Linked DNA regions of Homo sapiens: region 1 is linked to region 2. The links are chromatin loops, found by intact Hi-C in ENCODE. Cell type or tissue: endothelial cell of umbilical vein. All regions are shown on one strand. Each heading gives the region's core, and the rest is flanking DNA. Links, peaks and the distances in the headings are about the cores only. Region 1 holds the start of PTMS (parathymosin). Region 2 holds the start of CHD4 (chromodomain helicase DNA binding protein 4).

Region 1 (4,276 bases), core at 215-2,714, 160 kb after region 2:
CAGAAAGAGGAGTTGAGGAAAGCCAGCCAAGAATAGAGGGCCAGGTGCCTGACTCAGATAAGACAAGAGCAGGGTTGTCTGGGAAAGATAGGGAAAGAGACCAGAGGTGGAAGGGCAGAAGAGAGTCAGTGAGGAGTGGAGAAGAGGTGAGAGAAGAATGGGAGCGATTCGAGTTATAATTGGTTGTGAAGGAGGGGTCTAGGTACAGATGACTGAGGACGGATGAAGAGAAATAGAAGGACCAGGCGAATAAAAGTGAGGTGAGACGGGCGAATAAGAGAGGTAGAAGATGGAAGAGAGCTGGAAGACAGCAAAGGAGACCAGGGGGCCTGACTCCCCCCGGCTCACAGCACGGGGCCAGGAAGGGAGGCACCCGGCAAGGGTCACAAGTGTCAATCTGGCGGGACAGAAGGCTGGGCCGCCCTTTCTGCCCTCCCATCCCTCCTCAAGGCCATCCAGAGAATGTGGATGGAGGATGAGAGGGGGAAATCCGGCGTGGTGTGGAAGGAGCGCCCGAACCCTCTTCCTCTTCTTTAAGCTTTTGGTTTCTCAAATACCTGCCCTATCTTCCCATCTGCTCCCCTCACCCCACCCCTTGGCAAAATCCCAGGGCTTTTTTTGGGGTCAGTAGGATTCTGGCCACCTCTCCAGTCCGCCCCCAAAAGCCAGACTCCACATTCGCAGGCAGTAGGTTGGGATTTGGAAAGGTGCCTCCCCGCAGGAACCCCACCCCTTCCCACCTCCTCGCCCCACTCTTTCTCCGCGGCCGTCAGTCTCTCCATTTCCCCCTCCTGGTCTCGTCCTCCCTCCCGACTCCCTAGCTCTCCCTCCCCTCGCTTTCATCCTCCTATCCCCACCTCTCCAACCTCCTCTTTCATCCCCCTCCCCTCTCCTCTCCTCCCCGCTCCCGCCTGCCCCACCCCTGGGAAGCCCCTCCCGTCGGGCAGCGCCGCCTTATAAGCGGGTTCCCTTCCCGGGGGCGGCAGCGGCTGGTCGGCGGCAGCTCTGCTGGTGCGGGGGCGGCGAGCCCGGGATCGAGCTACCGCGGCCGAGCGCGCCGGCCACCGCCTGCACCGCCCTTCCGCCCGCCCTCCGGACGGCCGCAGCCCTGCGGGTCTCCGCTCCAGACCCACCCCCGCCCCACCCCGCGCGCCTCTGCCGCCTCTTCCAGAGACCCAGCTTGCCGAGCGGCCGCCGCTGCCGCTGTCGCCGCCGCCGCCGCCACCGCGCCAGGTTCCGGCCGCGGCCACCCTCCGCCGTCCAGGGCCCCTCCGTCTCGGCCCCGGGACCCCGGCTCCCCGCCAGCCCCGGCCCCGGCCCCGGCACCATGTCGGAGAAAAGCGTGGAGGCAGCGGCCGAGTTGAGCGCCAAGGTACGGGCGGGGGCGGCGGCGGCCCGGACCTCGCGCAGCCCTGGGGCCCGGCGCGGTCCTTCGCCCCAGGCCGCCCCCGACGGCCCCGCGCGGCCCTTGCGCCCGGGTCCTGGCGGACCCCACTGCGCCCTCCCACCGCTCCCCGGCCCGGAGCTCCTTTCCCGGCTCCGCGCGGCTAGCGCCAGCGCCCTCTAGCTGCCCTGCGCGCACCACGGCGCCCGGCCTCGCCGCTCCGGTCGCGCCGTCCCCCGCAGCCGTCCCCACCCCTCTTCGGCCCCACCTCGCTGACCGGATCCCGTCCGGCTTCCCGTCCGAACGCCCCGAGTCTCACTTTGCCGCGCCCCCTCCCTGCGCCCCGCTGCCGCGTCTTTGCTTGCAACCTGACCTCACCTTTCCTCGCTAAGCGGTTTGAGATCCTCAAGTGTAAACAGGACTCTCCCTGGAGGCTGCTCCTCCGGGCCCCTCCCCGCGGCCCGACCGTCGCTCGCTTCTCTCCCCGGACGGCGGCCGCCTCTGTTTTCTCGTTCCCTCCCCTCAGCTGGCTTTCAGCTTTCTTTTCTCTTCATCGTCCCCTTCCCGCATACACACTGAAAGAATCTCGAATTCCTAAAAATTAGAAGCGGGGCAGGACTAGCCTTCGAAAAAGCCGAGGCTGGGCATTGCATGGCATTGCGTCGAGCTGTCCTCGCCCTCATCAGCTCCCTTCCCCGGCCCCATCCGTTCGCCCTTGCCTCTCTTCCAGCCTTCCTCTAATTTCCCCAGGGAACCTGCGGAGTGTCGCTTTGGGAAATTAACGCGGCCGGGGTTTGGGGGCTGGGAGCCCTATCTTGTGTGTGTATGTGTATGGCGGGGGGGGGGGGCGCGGTGGTTGCTGAGGGGCCGTCACACAGGTCTCCCGGAGGCCCGCGGAGTGAAACGGGGGGAGCCAATGGGATTAACGGCGGTGGGAGAGGGGCTGTGTGCGATCTGCCAAGGTGCGCCCGTGTGGCCCTCCGGCGGGCTGTGCGGTGGCATGTGACTTCACTGAGTAGGTGTCTTTGTATGTCTGAAATCCAGCGAGTGTGTGGGACTGCCCGTGTCAGTTACATGTGTGCATGTGGAGACGTAGATGTTCTGGAGCCATGTTGTCGCTTTGTGAGTGCTGAGTGGCTCCGCTGTGCTCCCGTGCTGTCTCAAGAGTGTGGACCAGAATGGCCCAACGCTGGGCCATGTGTCTCCCATCGCGTGGGTGCTCCTCTCTAACTGTGTCTGTGCATGGCTGTCGGCCGGTGTCGGTGTGTGTGCCTGTGTTGAGTAAATGAGGCCAGAGGGCTGCTTAGCAGAAGACCTAGGGCCCAGGTCACATATTCTCCTGGAAAAGGGATCATGGAAGGACAGTGACCAGAAGGACAGAACAGGGGAGGAGAGGGCCCGGCCCCTTGAACTTTGGTCTCTGGTATTCTCCCTCCCTGCATCAGCCCAGATGGGAAAGTCAGGCCAGGGCCATACAGACTTTTGGTGCTGGGGCCCCCAGAGAGAAGCTGACCAGCTCTTTGCTCTCCTGGCCCAGGACGTAGGGAAGAGCCCCCTAGGTAGTGGAAATGCCATACTGACCTTGTGGCACAGAAATGAAGACCTCACGGTGGGGTGGAAGGGCACCCTCTCTGGAGTGAGAGTGAAGAGTTCTGAGCTACCCTTAAAGGGAGAAGGGAATTGAGTGCCCCCCAGGGCAGCCGTTCTGCACCAGGCTCCTCTCCTATCCCCTATCCTGTTCCAGAAAGGACCCCCCCGCCCAGGGTGATCTCACACAGGAGACTTCCATTCACATGGAATCAGATACACAGCGTGGCACACCAACACCAGATCAGATCACACAAGGACACCTACCGTGTTACACTGTGCCTGCCAAGGAGTGGGTGGGGAGAGCACTGGAATCTGAATTGGGAGGCTAGTGTAGTGTCCAGAAGGGACTCAGATGTGCCATATCAGCACAGGACGTCAACCTATGCCTGCTAGGATCTTGGGGTGAAGGAGAGGGGCTGGCTGGTGGGAGGGTCTCCTAGACTGGTCCCTCCCTCTTCTCCATTCCTATCCCACCCCAGTCACAGACCTTGTTTGTTGCTCTCTCCTTGTTTCCCACGCCTGCTACTCTTCCCCTCCTTGTTTTCTCTTCTACTTCACCTACATTTCCACCGTAAATGGCTACTTCCACTACACCCATGCATACACCATGGGAGGCAGGGATAGAGGAAACTACTTGAACTGTTTTGGGGCGGGGAGGGCAGAAAGTGGGAGGGGTGCTGGGAATGTGCTAAGGTGTAGTGTTTGGCCAAGTAGGGGCCTGAGGATTAGGGAGACACAGATGGAGAGAAACAAAGACCTTAGAAGCTGAAGGGGAAGCTGGGAGGGATGCCCAGGAGAGAGAGTCCTCAGGAAAAGGCCCCAGAGGTAGACAAAAGGCAGAGCTGGGCGGGCAGTGGCGGGGCAGGCAAGGGAGGCGGAGGGACACAGGAGGGGGCGGGGCACTGAGGCTGCAAGCAGATGGAGAGGATTTGCTTTGCTGAGCTGAACTCTTCAGCCAGTGAGGTTTGGGAGAACTTGATGGGGGTGGGGATCATTACCCTGGTTGCCCGCTCCTGCTTCTTCATCCCTTTCCCACCTCACCTTGGGTCTTGGGGAAGGAGGTGTTTGGTCTCAACCCCTTCATGGCCCTAATGTAAGGACCCTAGGGCCCCTATTCTGTCTCTAAGCTGTGGCCACCTTATTCAGTTCACACACCTCTAAGCTCACTACAGAGGGAGAACTGGGGCTGCAGGGACTTAGGGGCTGCAAGCCATTTGTGGTGAGAAAGGTGACCTCTTTCTCCTTTGCAGGACCTGAAGGAGAAGAAGGAGAAGGTGGAGGAGAAGGCAAGCCGGAAAGAGC
Region 2 (6,849 bases), core at 2,382-4,881:
TTCGAAACCAGCTTGGCCAACATGGTGAAACCCTGTCTCTACTAAAAAAACAAAAATTAGCCAGGCATGGTGGTGGGTGCCTGTAATCCCAGCTACTCAGGAGGCTGAGGCAGGAGAATCGCTTGAGCCCGGGAGGCGGAGGTTGCAGTGAGCCAAGATCGCACACTGCACTCCAACCTTGGCGACAGAGTGAGACCCCATCTCAAAAATAAAAAAGAAAATAATATCCCTCCTTCAATCCCTGACATGTTCTTAGCTCTTAACCCCCAAAATTAGCCCTAAAATGTCTCTGGCTCCCCACTTCCTGAGCTAGACAGATACTAGGGAATGAGACATTAGGCTGGACAAAGCACCATCAGCCTCCCTGCTTCTCAGCCCAGAATAAGACCAGGCACAAGAACGCCCCTCCCATTCCCCCTTGGGAATGCAACATCAGCCTGGATTTCACCAGAAAGAATCATTTTCTTAAGGACTTTTCCCCACCAATCCCCAAGTCAACCCCCAACCCCCATCAGCTACATCTCACCACCCCCATAAAAGCTGGAAGTGGAGACAAAGACAACCCATGGAGGCAAAGGGGACATCCTTCCATGCACATGGAGCCCCCCAAACTTCTCAGGCAAATAATATGCTGAAATGGCAAACCGCAAACTTACTGAGATATAGAGAAGATTTAGGAAAGGGACAGGAATGGGGTGTGGCAAGTGGAAAAAGTGGGTCATGCTACAGCTCAGGACAGAGTTCACAGCTCCTGCGCAGCTCCCGGTCAACATGAAAGGCAGCCCCAGCCCAAGTGGCCAATGGGAGGCCAAGACGTGGAACCCAGAATGTTTAGGCAGCACTACTGTTTCTCATGCCCCTCTCAGAAGGACAGGGTCCCCTTACCAGCACCACAACTCCGCCCTCACCTTGGGCAAGGGCATGGAAATCTGCCCCCTACTCTACACAAGGATGAAACCAAGTTTCTCATCCCAACAGCCCAGACTCCATGACAACACTAACCCCTCTCCTAAATGGCCTCAGGTTGAAGTGAAGAATTCCAACTTAAAAAGTGCCAAATGTGAAAGCATCTCTCCCAGACCACCTCAACTTCCACTGAAGCTAAGAAGAGAGAAGGCAGAAGTGAATGATGCTGGATGAGAAACAAAAACAGGATCAGCAGGCTCCAGAATGAGAAGAAAACTAGAAGCAGAAGGAATGAAGAAATGACATGTAGAAAAAAAAATTAAACTAGAAAACATGAAGGTCAAGGAGATGAGTAGGTGACACAGCTAGGGGCTCTGAAAAAGGACACAGAAGAGAAAGACATCTGCTTAGGGGCATGACATCAACCATCATTTGAGGATAGACAACAGTTCCCCCAATCAGACAGGGTGGTTACAACCATACGGGTTTGGCCAGTTCATGAAGCCACCCCAAAACACAGATAGCGTAACCCCTAGCACACCTACACAGACACTTCACACTGCCAGCCTAAACCGCAGGCTACCTCATAGAGACAGAAGCCACTAGGAAAAAAGCCAAAACTATGTCCACTCACCAGGAGGAGGAGTGCCCTCCCTTCTTTTGCCCCTCTTCACTAGGCTATTACATCCTCCCCGAGCCCCCATCACTTCCCCACTCAAAACATTCCAGCAATCTGCCTGGCTGCTTTAAGCACTCCAGATCCTGCTGAGGAGCGCGATTCAAACTTCACACAGTTCAGACAGCACAGAAAACCGGTAACCGATCAGAAGCTAAAAATAATCAGATAGAGTGTAACCAGCACTCCCTCTTTCCTTTCCACAGCAGCAACCACAGGATCCTACTAGCACAGATGCCCGGCTGGTCTTTCAAACAGAATCCTCAACGCCCCCCTCCACCACCACCACCACAAGCCTCCAGGGGTCCCAGCTACCTGCATTCCTCCGAGGACCCACATACCAGGTAATGCCTGCCAGCCCAGAGAGCTCCCTCAACTGGGAACTGCAGAGCATTCCTCAAGACAGAGTGCAGCAAGCTGGCATCTCCGTGCCCAGGAGGCACATGGCTTCCACCCCCCTCACACCAGAGCTCCGCAGAAGGGAACCACTCCCTTCGGATACCCTCCACCTCCGGCTCTGCACAGAGACAGCGGAGCAACACAGCCCTGCCTCACCAGAGGAGTCACTCGGGAGAGCCCCAGATGTCTCCTTCCCGCCATGGGCCCTTGGGGAAGATGTTACCTGGGTGGGGTGGGGGCAGGCTGTTGTTCAAAAGTGCATCCATATCCTCCTCCTCACTGCCCGCCGAGCAGGGGGACGGGGAGCCCAGGCCCGACGCCATCCCCTTCCGCTCCCGGCCAGGGAATTGGCCCAGCTGCTCCTGCCGGCGGCCTGAGGACCTCTACACTGGCCCGAGTCACTGTGCGGGGGAGGGGGGAGAAACACAGAACAGTCAGTGACGCGCACTGTCCCCCTCCCCCACACCCACCCGCTCTTTCCGCCCCCCACCCCAGCCACCCTAGCAGGGCACCCGAACCGCTCAGGCTGAACTTAGTTCCACACTCCTCGGGGGCAGCCCGGAAGCCGGCTCCCCGGCAGGCGCCCCCACGGAGCGAGGGAGCGACGCCTCCGAGGGCAGGCTGGTGCAAGCGCGGGGAGGGGAGACGCGGGGCTGGACCGAGCGGGGTGTGACGGGGGAGGGGGTCCGAGTGGCAGCGGCGCGGGGGGGCCAGGGGAGGCCGCAGGCGGCGAGGCGCTCGGGGACACAAGGTCACTTGGGGGTGGGGGGGCGCCTCCCTGCGCCCGGGGAGGGGCCAGTCCCCAGACAGGGCAGCTCTCCAAAGGCTGTCCTCTGGGACAACTCAGGTTCTCCTCAAGAGCTGCGGGGACGAGGGGGCGTGGAGGCTCGGGCGCTGCGGGGGGCCGGAGGCAGGGACGCGGGGGGCGAAAGCGTCCCACCGGGAAGGGGGCCGGGCCACGTGTCCCGGGGGGCAAGTGATCAAAGGGCGAGGGGGTGGGCGCCGGGCATTGTGGGAGACCAAGCCGGAGGCGGGGGGTCGCGGGGAGCAAGACTCCGGCAGGGTTAGGGCGGGGGCTGGGGAGGAGGCCGGGCGCCCTGCAGGGCCAGGAAAGGAAGGGTCGGCTCCTCTGGGCAAGGGGCGGTCCGCGGGTCCGGAGACGCCTGAGGAAGGGGCGGGTGACGGGATGACCCTCGGGGCTGGTAGGGCCGTGAGGGGCGTCTCTTTGGGAACCCCGCGCTCTCCTCACCCCGGAGCCGCCGCAGGTCGCGCTGGGTCCGGCTCGGTGTCACTCCCGCTCCGGCTCCTCCTCGCCGCGGCCGAAGGGGGGAAAATGGCTCCGGCTCCAGCGTCGCCTCTTAAAGGGCCTGAAACACCGGCCGGGAAATCCCACCGCACAGGCCCCGCCCCCCCACGGACAGCCCATAATAACCTCAACCAACTCCAACCCCCCCCTTCCACTACCGCCACCCTCCTCCCCAGGTCTCCCGGGCAACCCCCGCCCCCTCGTCGCTCAGGCAACCACTGGCCACGCCCCCTTCGCAGCGGGCGCGCGCGCGTCACCTGGGCAACCGCCCACCTCCTGGCCATCCCATAATACACACGGACACCCCCCCCCCCAACACACACACACACACACACACACACACACACACACACACACACAACACACACACACCCTGCCCCCCCACATTTCATACACATATGCCAGAGACTGCTGACATCTCAAAATATTGCAGACCTTTTGCAACTAACCCTCTTAGACATCCCATAATAGACATCCTTTGCCAACTTCTTCTTCACTCTTGGACCTAATGCTAACATCCCATAATAATTCATCACCCCTCCCTCCCCATGGCCATCCCATAATAAGCACCCCTCGCAGCACTTATGCCTCATATCCCATAATATTCAGCCCCATCCCCCACAGACATCCCATAATAACCATCCTTCATCCACCCCCAGTTTGATATCCCATAATAGTCAGAAACTCACCCCCCCCCATACTACAACAACGGACACTCGGCCTCCTCCCACACACATCCCGTAATAATCAGTCTCCCACTTTCTATACTGACATCCCATAATAACTAACCCCCTAGAGCTGCCCTCAGTCCCTGCAGGCCAGGGTCTAGAGGCTCACATCACCCCCAGCCTTCCCTCTTCTAGCTCCACAGCCTATAGTAAGTACCCCTCCTCTATCAAAAAGATAACCCATAATGATCAACAGCCCTACTGTCGCCCCACAGATGGACATCTAATCTCTTTTCCTCTAACACTGGAAAGCTATCCCATAATAATTTTACTCTCCTACCCACATCCTGACATCCCATAATAATTGCAAGGAGCCCGTGGTCAACCAAACATACCATAATACTCCCAACACAACCCAGTGTCACATCCCATAATGCTTCATCTCCACTCTACCACCCCTATACCCTTCGAGCCAGGCATCCCATAATATTCATATTCTTCCCACCCCCATCTCCAGGCGCTGTCAGTCTATTCTAACACCCAGAGCAGGGAGGGCCAGGCAGGCTACCCACGCTTCCTTGTCCCCGCCCCCACTTGCACACACCTTAATCCCTTTCTGGGCCAAAGTAGTATCCTGGCAAAAAGCCTCCTGATGTCTGGGACCCCAGCTTCCCTCATACCATCATTTCCAGACACTCGGGGGCTGGGAGCCCACCTAGGGCCCCACCCAGTCCCACCAAAATCTAGGTATTTTCCAGATGCTTACCTCCAGCTCCTAAGTTTTGAGGAACACCAACCAACCAAAATACCAAGCTGACAGATGAAACATTTACATGAAGTCTAATTCACCCTACAGCATCCCATAATAATTACCAACTCCCATCCAAAGACTATCTCTCAACATTCTAGCAATCCTCCCCCTCACCACATCCCCAGGTCAGGGATCTTTCACCAACACCCCCAGGCCATTCCTGGGGATGGACATCCCATCACGATGTGAACTCAGGTTCCTGCTCTATACACACCAAGAGTGAAGGCCTGCCCTCCCGCTACTCACCACTACTCATGTTCATTCAACCTGTGTTGACAGAGTACCTAGCAAGGCCGAGCTCCGCACCATGGAGAATCAAGGAAGACCAGGGGGCCTCCCTTCAAAAAGCATAAGCAACCAAGCAAACTATGATACACGACAGAATGGTGCCAAGGGAGAACTGCTGAGCACTGTTTCCCAATTTCCTGTTACAGAAAATAAAATCCCACTGGTTCCAAGAGAGAACATATCCCAATAAGATTTATCGTGGTCCTTCTAGAGGCTGGAAGATGATACTTAAAGGATTTATGGGTATAGACCATAGTCAACATGATCTCCTATCTGTTCCCTACTTACTAGGGGATTTTTCTTGGAAAGCAATGTTCATCCATCCAGCATTCCTAATACTGAAATCCTATAATATGTTCATGTCCTTCCTTCTTAAGAGACTCCACAATATACCAGCATTGTTTCCCTCATTCTTGAACACCAAATCCTGCTTATCCTCAATGTCCCATATTTTTCAGGCACTTTCCCATTTTATATCCTGAAGTCTCATAGTATCTCCAATGGCCTCCATCCTCATCTTGTTGGGGCCACATTCTCCACCTCAAAAAAAAAAAAATCTTTAGTTGTATAATGTTCCCCATCTTCCCCTGCCTGTATAGAAGTCAATATTCCAGCGGGGCATGGTGGCTCATGCCTGTAATCCCAGCACTTTGGGAGGCCAAGGCAGGTGGATCACAAGGTCAGGAGTTCAAGACCAGCCTGGCCAAAATGGTGAAACCCCGTCTCTACTAAACATACAAAAATTAGCCTGACATGGTGGCACGTGCCTGTAATCCTAGCTACTCAAGGGCTGAGGCAGGAGAATTGCTTGAACCCAGGAGGTAGAGGTTGCAGGGAGCTGAGATTGCACCACTGCACTACAGCCTGGGCAACAGAGCAAGACTCTGCCTCAGAAAAAAAAAAAAAAAAAAAGAAGTCAGCAGTCCAGGAAACCTTCTACATTGAATTATGCCCCAAGGTAGCCCTCCAGCGTATACCATCTCCTTCCCTTATTATGCATACCCTCCAGCCACCCTATGGACCCAATCCTAGAAGCTGAAATAACCGAATTTTTTTTGTTTTGTTTTTTGTTTTTTTGAGAGACAGGGTCTCAGTGGCGCAATCACAGCTCACTGCAACCTCAACCTCCTGGGCTCAAGTGATCATCCCACCTCAGCCTCCCACCTGTAGCTGGAACCACGGGCATACACCACCACACCCAGCTAATTTTTAAATTTATTGTAGAGACGGGGTTTCACTATGTTGCCAGGCTGATCTTGAACTTCTGGACTCAAGTGATCTTCCCACCTCAGGAAAGAGCCTAATTTTTTTTTTTTTTTTTTTTTTTGAGACGGAGTTTCGCTCTTGTTGCCCAGGCTGGAGTGCCATGGCGCGATCTCGGCTCACTGCAACCTCAGCCTCCCAGGTTCAAGTGATTTTCCTGCCTCAGCCTCCCGGGTAGCTGGGATTACAGGCATGTGCCACCATGCCCGGCTAATTTTGTATTTTTAGTAGAGACGGGGTTTCTCCATATTGGTCAGGCTGGTCTCGAACGCCCAAACTCAGGTGATCCGCCCGCCTCGGCCTCCCAAAGTGCTGGGATTACAGGCGTGAGCCACTGCGCCTGGCCAGGAAAGAGCCCAATCTTAAAACCCTTTGGCCCTCAGAAAACCTAACCCATCAGCCTGTCACTTTTCCCTTTTCCTGACTCCCAGAGATTCAGGACCTGAGTGAAAACCAATGTCCCAGCACCACTGCCTTGCTGCCCTAACCCCAGGCCAAGGATAATGTCTCCCTCTGCTCATGTACCTTTTTT

What was found. Hi-C counts contacts between places; a loop is a spot of excess contacts. Peaks named below come from ENCODE experiments on the same cell type or tissue, not always from the same donor. Only the 100,000 strongest peaks of a DNase experiment are listed, where the experiment ranks them.
Region 1: it touches region 2 in a loop (5-fold over the local background); 44 of 110 quality-filtered maps call a loop at or near these places.

Annotation. Positions count from the first base shown.
Region 1 is chr12:6,765,379-6,769,654 of GRCh38, forward strand. PTMS (parathymosin) reads left to right here and starts at 985. Exons shown (of 5, transcript NM_002824.6): 1 at 985-1,372; 2 at 4,225-4,276. The coding sequence starts at 1,328. RefSeq lists silencers at 850-1,179, 1,290-1,789. In endothelial cell of umbilical vein, for the core only: a CTCF peak has its summit at 1,573; DNase peaks (open chromatin) are centred at 933 and 1,653; H3K4me3 peaks cover 2,393 bases; H3K27ac peaks cover 769 bases.
Region 2 is chr12:6,604,070-6,610,918 of GRCh38, forward strand. It overlaps CHD4 (chromodomain helicase DNA binding protein 4), which reads right to left and starts at 3,310. Exons shown (of 40, transcript NM_001273.5): 1 at 3,231-3,310; 2 at 2,205-2,382. The coding sequence starts at 2,304. LOC124902867 (a long non-coding RNA gene) reads left to right here and starts at 1,817. Exons shown (of 2, transcript XR_007063193.1): 1 at 1,817-1,926; 2 at 5,046-5,241. RefSeq lists enhancers at 1,881-2,040, 3,781-3,930 and silencers at 2,391-2,440, 2,621-2,680, 3,091-3,190. In endothelial cell of umbilical vein, for the core only: no CTCF peak of the experiment used is centred there; a DNase peak (open chromatin) is centred at 3,392; H3K4me3 peaks cover 1,060 bases.